Linked DNA regions of Homo sapiens: regions 1 and 2 are each linked to region 3. Evidence: chromatin contacts called from ENCODE Hi-C data. All regions are on one chromosome and are shown on one strand. Each heading gives the region's core, a stretch centred on a gene start or an enhancer-like site at or near the end of the contact. The rest is flanking DNA. Distances are from core to core; before and after follow the strand shown.

Region 1 (2,799 bases), core at 216-2,715, 130 kb before region 3:
CCCAAGGGGACGATCGCCCCACCACTGACGAGGGTGCCACGAATGGGGTTGTGGACAGGGGGTGTGAGGGGCTCGGGGGAGGTGGTGCTGGTGCGTGGCTGCTGCAGCCTGGGGACACAGCCGTCCTCACGCTCGGCCAAGGGTCACTGGTGACAGACGGCGAGGCCTCGTCCCCAGATGCCGCCTCCCACGTGGTTCAGCCAGAACGCGCTCCCACCTCAGCCCTCCCTGGTCACCGTGGGTGTCAGAGCCACCAGGGTGGTGCCATCCCGAGGGGCATTCCCTCGACAGGTGACAGCTCTTCCCAAACACTGCTGCCCCAGAGTGTGACAGAGGCCCCTGGTCCGGAGCCACACCACAGAGGGACACCCCCACGGCCCCTCGCACTGAGAGCGCGCGGCTCAGGCAGGAGCCAGCCTCAGGCTGCAGGCCCTGTGGGCGGACGGCGGAGGGAGGCAGGGCTGGGAGACGTTTTTTGTATCTATGAGTTAACAACAAACCCAGCCGGAACCCCAGGCTCAGATCTGCTCAGAAGACGGAGGGGAAGCAGCAAATGCTGGCGTCTGACTTGGATCCAGGACTTTTATTTTTAAGCTTTAAAAATGTGAAGAAGAGGATGTCACCAGCTAACGACGTCAGCAAACGTCTTGGAAAATTTGGAAACGTGTTGACCGGGTTGGCTGTAATTTATTTCTAGAAGTGTAAGCAAGAATTTGGGGCTGAGGGCTAAGAAAGGCAAAACCAGAAACATCAAGATCGGCTCAATGTGACCCCTGCCGCATGCCTGCTCCCAGGACCCCTCACCCCCAACCCCTGCCACACACCTGCTCCCGGGGGCTCCCCACCCCTCACCCCCACCTCATGCCTGCTCCCCGGCACTTCTCACCTGCTCACCCCTACCACATGCTGGCTCCCCTGACCCCCCACCCCTCACCCCTGCTGCACACCTGCTCCCCTGATCCCCCACCCCTCACCCCTGCTGCACACCTGCTCCGGCGATCCCCCACCCCTCACCCCCGCTGCACTTGCAGCCCAGCCTTGGAGTGCAGGCCTTTCTCCTTCACTCTTCCGCCTTAGGACGCTGGCCGTGTATGAGTGTCAGTGCACGGATGAGCGAGTGTGAGTGTGAGCCTGACAGGCATGTGTGAGCATGAGTTCAGTGTGTGTGTGAGCAAGTGTGTGTGTGCCTGCGTGAGTGTGCACAACAGTCGGCCTCTCCACGTGCATGTGCCAGGCCGGCAGGTCCAGCCCCCTCTGCTTCCTCCGCGTGAGGAGGGCTCACAGTCCCTGCAGGGCCTGCACAGCCCGGGAGACCAGCGATAGGGCAGGGGCTCCGGGAGCTGCCAGCTTGGCTGGGAGGACAGAATCACGTTGCTGATGGACGTCTTCTGAGAGAGGACTGGGACGCCATCATTCGAGTGAGGTTTGAGGTGGGAGTCGACTCCAGAGGCAGTACTTGGACTCCGGACCGGATTGACTAGTTAAAGCAGGGCTCGCGGAAGCAGCTTTCCCTAAGCCTCGCCCACCCGAGTGCCTGTCAGTTTTCCGTTGCCATAGCAACACCCGGGTGTTACCGCCCCCTTCTATGGCAATGACTCAATGACCCAAAAGTTACTACCCCTTCCCTAGAAATTTCTGCATAAATCGCCCCTTAATCTGCATGCGATTAAAAGCGGTATAAGTGTGACTGCAAAACTGCCCCAAGCGGCTGCTCTCTGCCTACGGGGCGGCCCCGCTGCAGGAGCAGTCAGGGAGCTGTGAGCTGTGGCACGGCCGCCTGAATAAAGCTCTTTCCTTCTACCTGCGGCTTGCCCTTGAATTCCCTCCAGGGTAAAGCCAAGAACCGTCGGGGCTCAGCCCCACCTGGGGGCTCCCCTGCCCCGCACCACCGAAGTCTTGGATGGGTAACTGGAAGATGCCATTGTGAATAGAAATATCCTTTCTCGATGAATTAGAAAATGAAACCAACTCCTGCATTAATTTTACACAAATGACATCAAGAGGGTTGAGAGAAGAAGGTGGCTGTCCCCAGCTCCGGGTCCCTGCCAGCCTTATGATAGTCTTCTAAGGCCATCTATTATTTCCTGAAATATTCATAGAAGTATGAAAAATTGAGCATGAGTGGTTTGCTTTGTGCTTCGTTATTTATTAAGCTTGTGACTTATTTTTCTTTTGGCGAAGAGCTTCCTATCTTTTCCAAGAAAAAAAAAGTGGGCCAGAATAACAGCCCTCATGTTTTGAGCTTGAAATTAAAATTTCGAAGACCTCCCTGTACAAAGTGAAGCTGAGTAAAGATGTTTACAAATGCAGATTGAAAATGAAAAATGCAAGGGCCTTTGTGACTCATTTTATGAATATGTGTTTTTATCAAAGAACTCCCATAAGTTGACTCGGAGCCTGATTTGCATCTAGGGTTTCATCCTTGCTTGGTGGTGGACTGGCCGTCCCTTCATCCCTTCTATAAGTCCATTAACATCCCTCCCTCCATCTGTCCGTCAACATCCCTCCCTCCATCCATCTGTCTATCAACATTCCTCCCTCCCTCCATCTGTCCATCAAAATCCCTCCCTTCATCCATCTGTCTATCAACATTCCTCCCTCCCTCCATCTGTCCATCAACATCCCTCCCTCCATCCATCCGTCCATCAACATCCCTTCCTCCATCCATCCGTCCATCAACATCCCTCCATCCATCCGTCCATCAACATCCCTCCCTCCATCCATCCGTCCATCAACATCCCTCCCTCCATCCATCCGTCCATCAACATCCCTCTCTCCATCCATCCATCCATCAACATT
Region 2 (2,700 bases), core at 188-2,687, 100 kb before region 3:
TCCCCGGATGCCTGACTCCACAGAGCAGTTATAAGTACCAAGCTCAGTGTGAGGTCAATGGGGTCCCATTTCCAAACCCACTCAGTGGGTTCTCCCAGCAAGATGTGGCCTCAGCACATTCCCAGGAAACACAGGGAGTATTTCCTGGCCCCTCCCCTGAGGGTCAGGGACAGGGATGGGACCTTCCCCTGAGGGTGGGGACAGGTCACAAGCCCTTTGCCGTTTTCTGGGAGGCCTCCAGGGCACCAGACCAGCAGGGTGGGTGTGGCCGATGCTGGTGCTGGGGGGTCCTGAGCACTGGCTGAGGCCAGCAGGTGCAGCGGGCACCCGTTCCTCTCTGTGGAAGCTGGTCTTGCCTGTGGGCCCGGGTGGCGGAGGCTGGGCTGGTGACGCTCTTGCTGTGAGAAGGGAGGCACGTCACAGTCCACAGGGACTTCACTGGCACTCATGGCTTCCAGAGTCTTCTCTCCTTGAGTTTTGAACATTCCCAAAGTGTTTTATTCACAAAGGTGTTTCTGATGCGTGTAGTTGAACTCTTGGGGCCAGGGGCTATCCTGCCTGAAGATCTTGATTTGAGAATTCTGTGGTCTCGCTGTCCTTTGGGAACTGAAGCTGATGGGTCCACGCATCTTCATTTCACTCTTCTGCGTGGCCTGCTGCAGGCGGCACGTCTGGCTCAGCACACGTGATCTGATTCTGCGAAAATTACCCGAGAATGTCAGGATACGACAAACACTGGTGAGAGCCGTAGCTGGAATGAATGTCAGGGTGTGACAGACGCTGGTGAGAGCCGTAGCTGGAATGAGGAGCTTTAAAGTGCTATCAAGTATAAGTTCTTATAAACAACTGACATGGCAATTTATACCCGATAGTGGCTCACACAGATTGTCATTGCCAATTCTGGAAAAGAGGTTTACACGTCAGTGGTCTCTATGGTCTTCCTCATGGACTTTGAGGAGACATCCGTTCGTAAAGTCTCGAGATCATGGGAGGAGAAGGTTAGTGGTGCTCAGACTCCAGCATGTGTGAGAATCTCAGCTGGTGAGAACACCCGTCCCAAGGATGTGTCTGGGGCCGTCATGAGGGGCAGCAGGAGTCGGCCCCCTCCGAGAGACTGGAAATATGTTGGTACCATCCAGGCCCCCGGCAGGAAGGACCAGGCATCTCAGGGAGAAGCGGCCCTTGGAGTCCTCTTGGAATAGCACCTCTTTCTTTTTTTTTTTTTTGAGATGGAGTTTCGCTCTTGTTGCCCAGGCTGGAGTGCAGTGGTGCTGCGATCTTGGCTCACTACAACCTCTGCCTCCCAGGTTCAAGCAGTTCTCCTGCCTCAGCCTCCCGAGTAGCTGGATTACAGCTGTGAGCCTCTGCGCCCGGCCAAGACAGCACCTCTTAAACTCCGGCCTGGAGAGGCAGTGGCCCTGGGCACCTCCCCGCTGCACACAAGCCCCATCCACTCATGTGCTTGGCTTTGTCCTCAATGCTGAATCATCTCCAGCGGAAGTCCCTGGCCCAGACTCCGTTCCACAGCATCATTCAAACTTAACAAGCCAGAGAGGGTTTAAAAAAATGTATGGTTAGAGGATGCTATATCCATCGCCGGCAATCCACATCAGCGTTAAAGGCCATTCTTCATCAAGATATATTTTAACTATGCAGCCAAATTATACTCAATAAACAAAATGCACATTTAACTGGAACCAGATGAAAACGGAACGCGGGAACAGATTTGGAAACAGAATGAATGCCAGGCATGTGGAGTTTAAAAAGAAACAAGTGACATAATTACCACTCACGGAGCCAGATGGCAGTGCCCGGGTTTTGAATCTGCTGGTTATCACCAGGATTCTGTGGAGAGAAAGCTCGTGTGGTCACAGGAAGCAAATCCGCCTCCGAACCCTCTGAGAGCTGCCTTGGCTTTCGGCACCATTGCGCCGGGGGTGCCACATGAGGGGGTGGCTGTCTTCTGCCGGATTCTGTGCGTCATGAGCGCCGAATGTGGGGAGCAGGGTACAGGATTCCTGCTGCACGAGGGGCACCACCAGCAGCTGGGTGCCTGAGGCCAAGGCTGACTTTACAGGGAGGGGCTGAGGCCCGGGGGTGCTGACCTTACAGGCAGAGACCTTAGGCCTGGGGGTGCTGACCTTACAGGGAGGGGCCTGAGGCCTGGGGGTAGCTGACCTTACAGGGAGGGGCCTGAGGCCTGGGGGTAGCTGACCTTACAGGGAGGGGCCTGAGGCCTGGGGGTAGCTGACCTTACAGGGAGGGGCCTGAGGCCTGGGGGTAGCTGACCTTACAGGGAGGGGCCTGAGGCCTGGGGGTAGCTGACCTTACAGGGAGGGGCCTGAGGCCTGGGGGTAGCTGACCTTACAGGGAGGGGCCTGAGGCCTGGGGGTAGCTGACCTTACAGGGAGGGGCCTGAGGCCTGGGGGTAGCTGACCTTACAGGGAGGGGCCTGAGGCCTGGGGGTAGCTGACCTTACAGGGAGGGGCCTGAGGCCTGGGGGTAGCTGACCTTACAGGGAGGGGCCTGAGGCCCGGTGGGGGGGGGGGGGGTGCTGACCTTACAGGGAGGGGCCTGAGGCCTGGGGGTAGCTGACCTTACAGGGAGGGGCCTGAGGCCTGGGGGTAGCTGACCTTACAGGGAGGGGCCTGAGGCCTGGTGGGGGGGGTGCTGACCTTACTGGGAGGGGCCCGAGGCCCG
Region 3 (2,861 bases), core at 320-2,819:
GTCCGTGTGCAGGGAAAGAGACAAGCCAGGGCCACTCCCCCCACCGGCCGGGGCCTCCTCTGGGCCCCAACTGTGATGTGCCAGGAGCCTCCCGGGAGACACAGGCTGACCTGTGCTCAGTGTGGTACCCTCACCTGGAGCAGTCTCTGTGGTGGGAGCCGCTGGGTGCAGGAGTAAGACGTCAGGGCAGAGCCCATGGGGACCCCCGGCCTGGGGACGTCTGGGGCAGAATCCTCCCCTTGCTGCCCGCTTCTTCCCAGCCCTCTTGTCCAGGACCATCACCCAGGGGACACCAGGGGGGGCTCCGAGGCTCCAAGGGAACGGTGTCCAGGGAGTCAGGGCGGCCAGGTCCTGGGGTGCCTAGAGCGTCTCCAGCTGGGAACTAGACCGTCGCCTGCCTGGACCCTGTGTCCCTCAGCTGGAGTTCAGGGACCAGCACAGTGTCCCCACAGAGGGGCTCTGGGAACACCAGCTAGATGGGGCAGTGGGGCCCTGAGCACATCCCGCTCAAAAGCCCCATAATGAGAGGCCGGGGAAGCGGAACGCTGTCACCCCTGCATCTAATTCTGCCTCTGTGAGTCTTCATGACAACCTCCCAATAGTACATCCTTCAGGCCCCTCAAAATCCATGGCAGCAGGGCCTGGGGACCCCCTGAACAGGCGCCAGTGTCACAGAACCTGGGGCAGAAGTAGCCATGCAAGGGTGGAGGCCAAGGAGGGAACAGGTGGAGGGGTGTGGGGTCACCCAGGGCCAAAGGGGGAACAGGTGGAGGGGTGTGGGGTCACCCAGGGCCAAAGGGGGAACAGGTGGAGGGGTGTGGAGTCCCCCAGGGCAGTTCCTGAGACTCTTGCTGAGGCTGCCACCAGGCCAGCACGTGCCCCAGAAAACGGAGTTTGTGACGAAAACTGGAGTGGACTTGGACCCACCTTGTCGGGTAGGAGGCCCCTTGGGGCAGGATAGGGACCTGTGGGATGTGTGCAGAGCCCAAACCTCGCTGCGGGTGGGAGGCTGGGCTGCGCCGCCCCTGGCACCCTGGCCTCCACACTCGCCTTGGCTCTGGATGCCCAGCTCTGTGGCCCAGGATGCAGGAGGGTTGGGGTAGGGGGACAGGGACGCTTTCTGCACAGCCACAGGCCCTGTCTGTCTACACCGGCTGCGGCTGCCCTGCTGACTCACACTCAGACGGGTTCACGACAGGTGCACCTCGGTTCTGGCATATCTGGACTTGAGAATGTTAAATAAAGGATGGAAAATTCCTTCCAAATCCATTTTCTTGTGTATATTTCTGTTCCTGCAGCTTCTCCACGGATGGAGATTGTCTTTGGGAATAACACAGGGTCGTGCAGTCCGCCCGGCGGCGTTTTCGGGCGAGGGTCTGGTGCTGGGGAGCGAGCGCGGAGCGAGGTGTCTCTTTAAATACGCTCTGCAGTGTGACGGCGGCCGCCCGGCTGGAAGAGCCATCCCCACCCTGCGGCAGGAGCCCGCCCGCCGCCATCGCCCGCCCCGGTCCCCATGGTTACGCGCCTGCCTCCGGCCCCGGGTCCCCGCTGTCGCCGCGGGAGGTGCGCGCAGAGGCGGCGGCGCTGCTGGCCGGGCTGGGCCGCTCGTGCGCGGGGCTGTGACTCACCGGCCGGCGCCGCAGCCCCGCAATCTGTTGATAACTCGGTCCCAGCTCGGCCGCTGCCCTCGCGAATGGAGAGCGGGTCCCCGGCGGGGGGAGCGCAGCGCGTCTGTCTCCGGGAGCGCGGCCCGGCCGCCCCGGCAGCCGCTTCGGCCACAGCAGGTGGGAAGGACGCGCGGGTCTGGGCGGCGGGAGGGACGCGCGGGGCCGCGGCTCGGCAGAAAAGCTCGCGCCCCGAGGTGACACTGGCCGCGAGGAAAGCAGCTCCGAGTAACTTTCGGCTCCGCTGGGGCGGGAGGCGCCACGGATAATCCAGGGCCCCCGCCCCGCGCGCCCGGCCCGGAGCTCGAGCCACATCCAGGCAGAGCAGGCGCCGCGGCCGGGCTGGGGCGGGCGGGTCACTCGGTGCCGGTTCCCGGTGCAAACCCCCCGGCGCGCCTCTGGCTTTGTGCAGCCCGAGATGGTTGAGTTTGGCTCCGGAGCCGGGAGTGGGGCGCAGATTGATTTTTAAATATGGAGAAGGAGACGCATCTGCCGCTGGCGCGTTCGGTCCGAGCCCCCCACCGGTCCCCACCGGCACCGCCTCCGCCAGCCCCAGGCGCAGCCCCCAGGCCGCCCGCGGAGGGGAGGGAGCGACAGGGGCCGCGGCTGCTCCCTGGCGGGGTCGGGGCTGCGAGCTGCCCTCCGCGGGGACCCTCCGCCCGCCCCGCTGACCGCCGCTGTCTTCACAGATGGGAGCAGCTCCCGGACTGCGCCCGCCCCGCCGCGGTCACCCTGAGGCCAGGGGCCCGGGAGCGCGACCTCCTGGCCGCCGTCTGGGACTTTGACCTTCCAGAGGCCATGGAGGCTGGCGGGGAGCAGGGCGCCACCTGATCGCCTCCCCCTGGACGCCTCCTCCAGCGGCGCTCACGCTTCCGCAACTTTGCAGCGCTCATGGTGAGTACGGGGGTCCCGGGGGTCCTGCAGCTGGGGGCTAGGCCGCTGCGGGGGGGCGGCCACCCGTATGGGGACTCCCAGGCTGGAAAAGTTGTGGAATGGCGAGCTGGTGACCGGGCTTCCGGGCTCAGTGCCGGGGTGGGAGGCTCTGTGGAGTGGGGGCCGGGGACAGGCCGCGTGTCTGGGCACCTCTGCTCCCCGCGTGCTGGGTGCTGATCATACTAATGAGTTGCAGGCATATGGCAATGTGGAATCATTTAATCAATGGAGGCGACGTCCCTCCCGCAAAGCTGGCATCCGTGC

The links. A loop is a pair of places that touch in the nucleus more often than their neighbours do. Pooled maps may share reads with other maps.
Region 1: a loop to region 3 is called in a pooled map, with 2.0 times the contacts of the local background. The contact joins the promoter of LINC01167 here to the promoter of ADGRA1 in region 3. A Hi-C loop is called at or near these places in 1 of 168 maps with a recorded cell type or tissue (mesothelial cell of epicardium) and 1 of 50 pooled maps.
Region 2: a map of posterior cingulate gyrus shows a loop between it and region 3 (2.9-fold over the local background). The contact joins the enhancer-like site here to the promoter of ADGRA1 in region 3. A Hi-C loop is called at or near these places in 2 of 168 maps with a recorded cell type or tissue (posterior cingulate gyrus and testis) and 1 of 50 pooled maps.

What each region holds. Positions count from the first base shown.
Region 1 is chr10:132,960,772-132,963,570 of GRCh38, forward strand. LINC01167 (long intergenic non-protein coding RNA 1167) reads right to left here and starts at 1,466. Exons shown (of 2, transcript NR_125763.1): 1 at 988-1,466; 2 at 569-693. All of the region lies in intron 1 of LINC01166 (long intergenic non-protein coding RNA 1166), which reads right to left. RefSeq lists an enhancer at 1,064-1,959.
Region 2 is chr10:132,986,459-132,989,158 of GRCh38, forward strand. No RefSeq gene overlaps it. Among named protein-coding and RNA genes, the nearest start is that of LINC01168, 22 kb to the left of the region's middle. Within about 2 kb of position 1,438, at least 2 of the 41 ENCODE cell types and tissues checked have a DNase peak (open chromatin) inside an H3K27ac peak, as active enhancers do.
Region 3 is chr10:133,086,355-133,089,215 of GRCh38, forward strand. ADGRA1 (adhesion G protein-coupled receptor A1) reads left to right here and starts at 1,570. Exons shown (of 7, transcript NM_001083909.3): 1 at 1,570-1,784; 2 at 2,354-2,558. The coding sequence starts at 2,556. ADGRA1-AS1 (ADGRA1 antisense RNA 1) reads right to left here and starts at 343. Exons shown (of 3, transcript NR_111905.1): 1 at 135-343. RefSeq lists an enhancer at 2,724-2,861.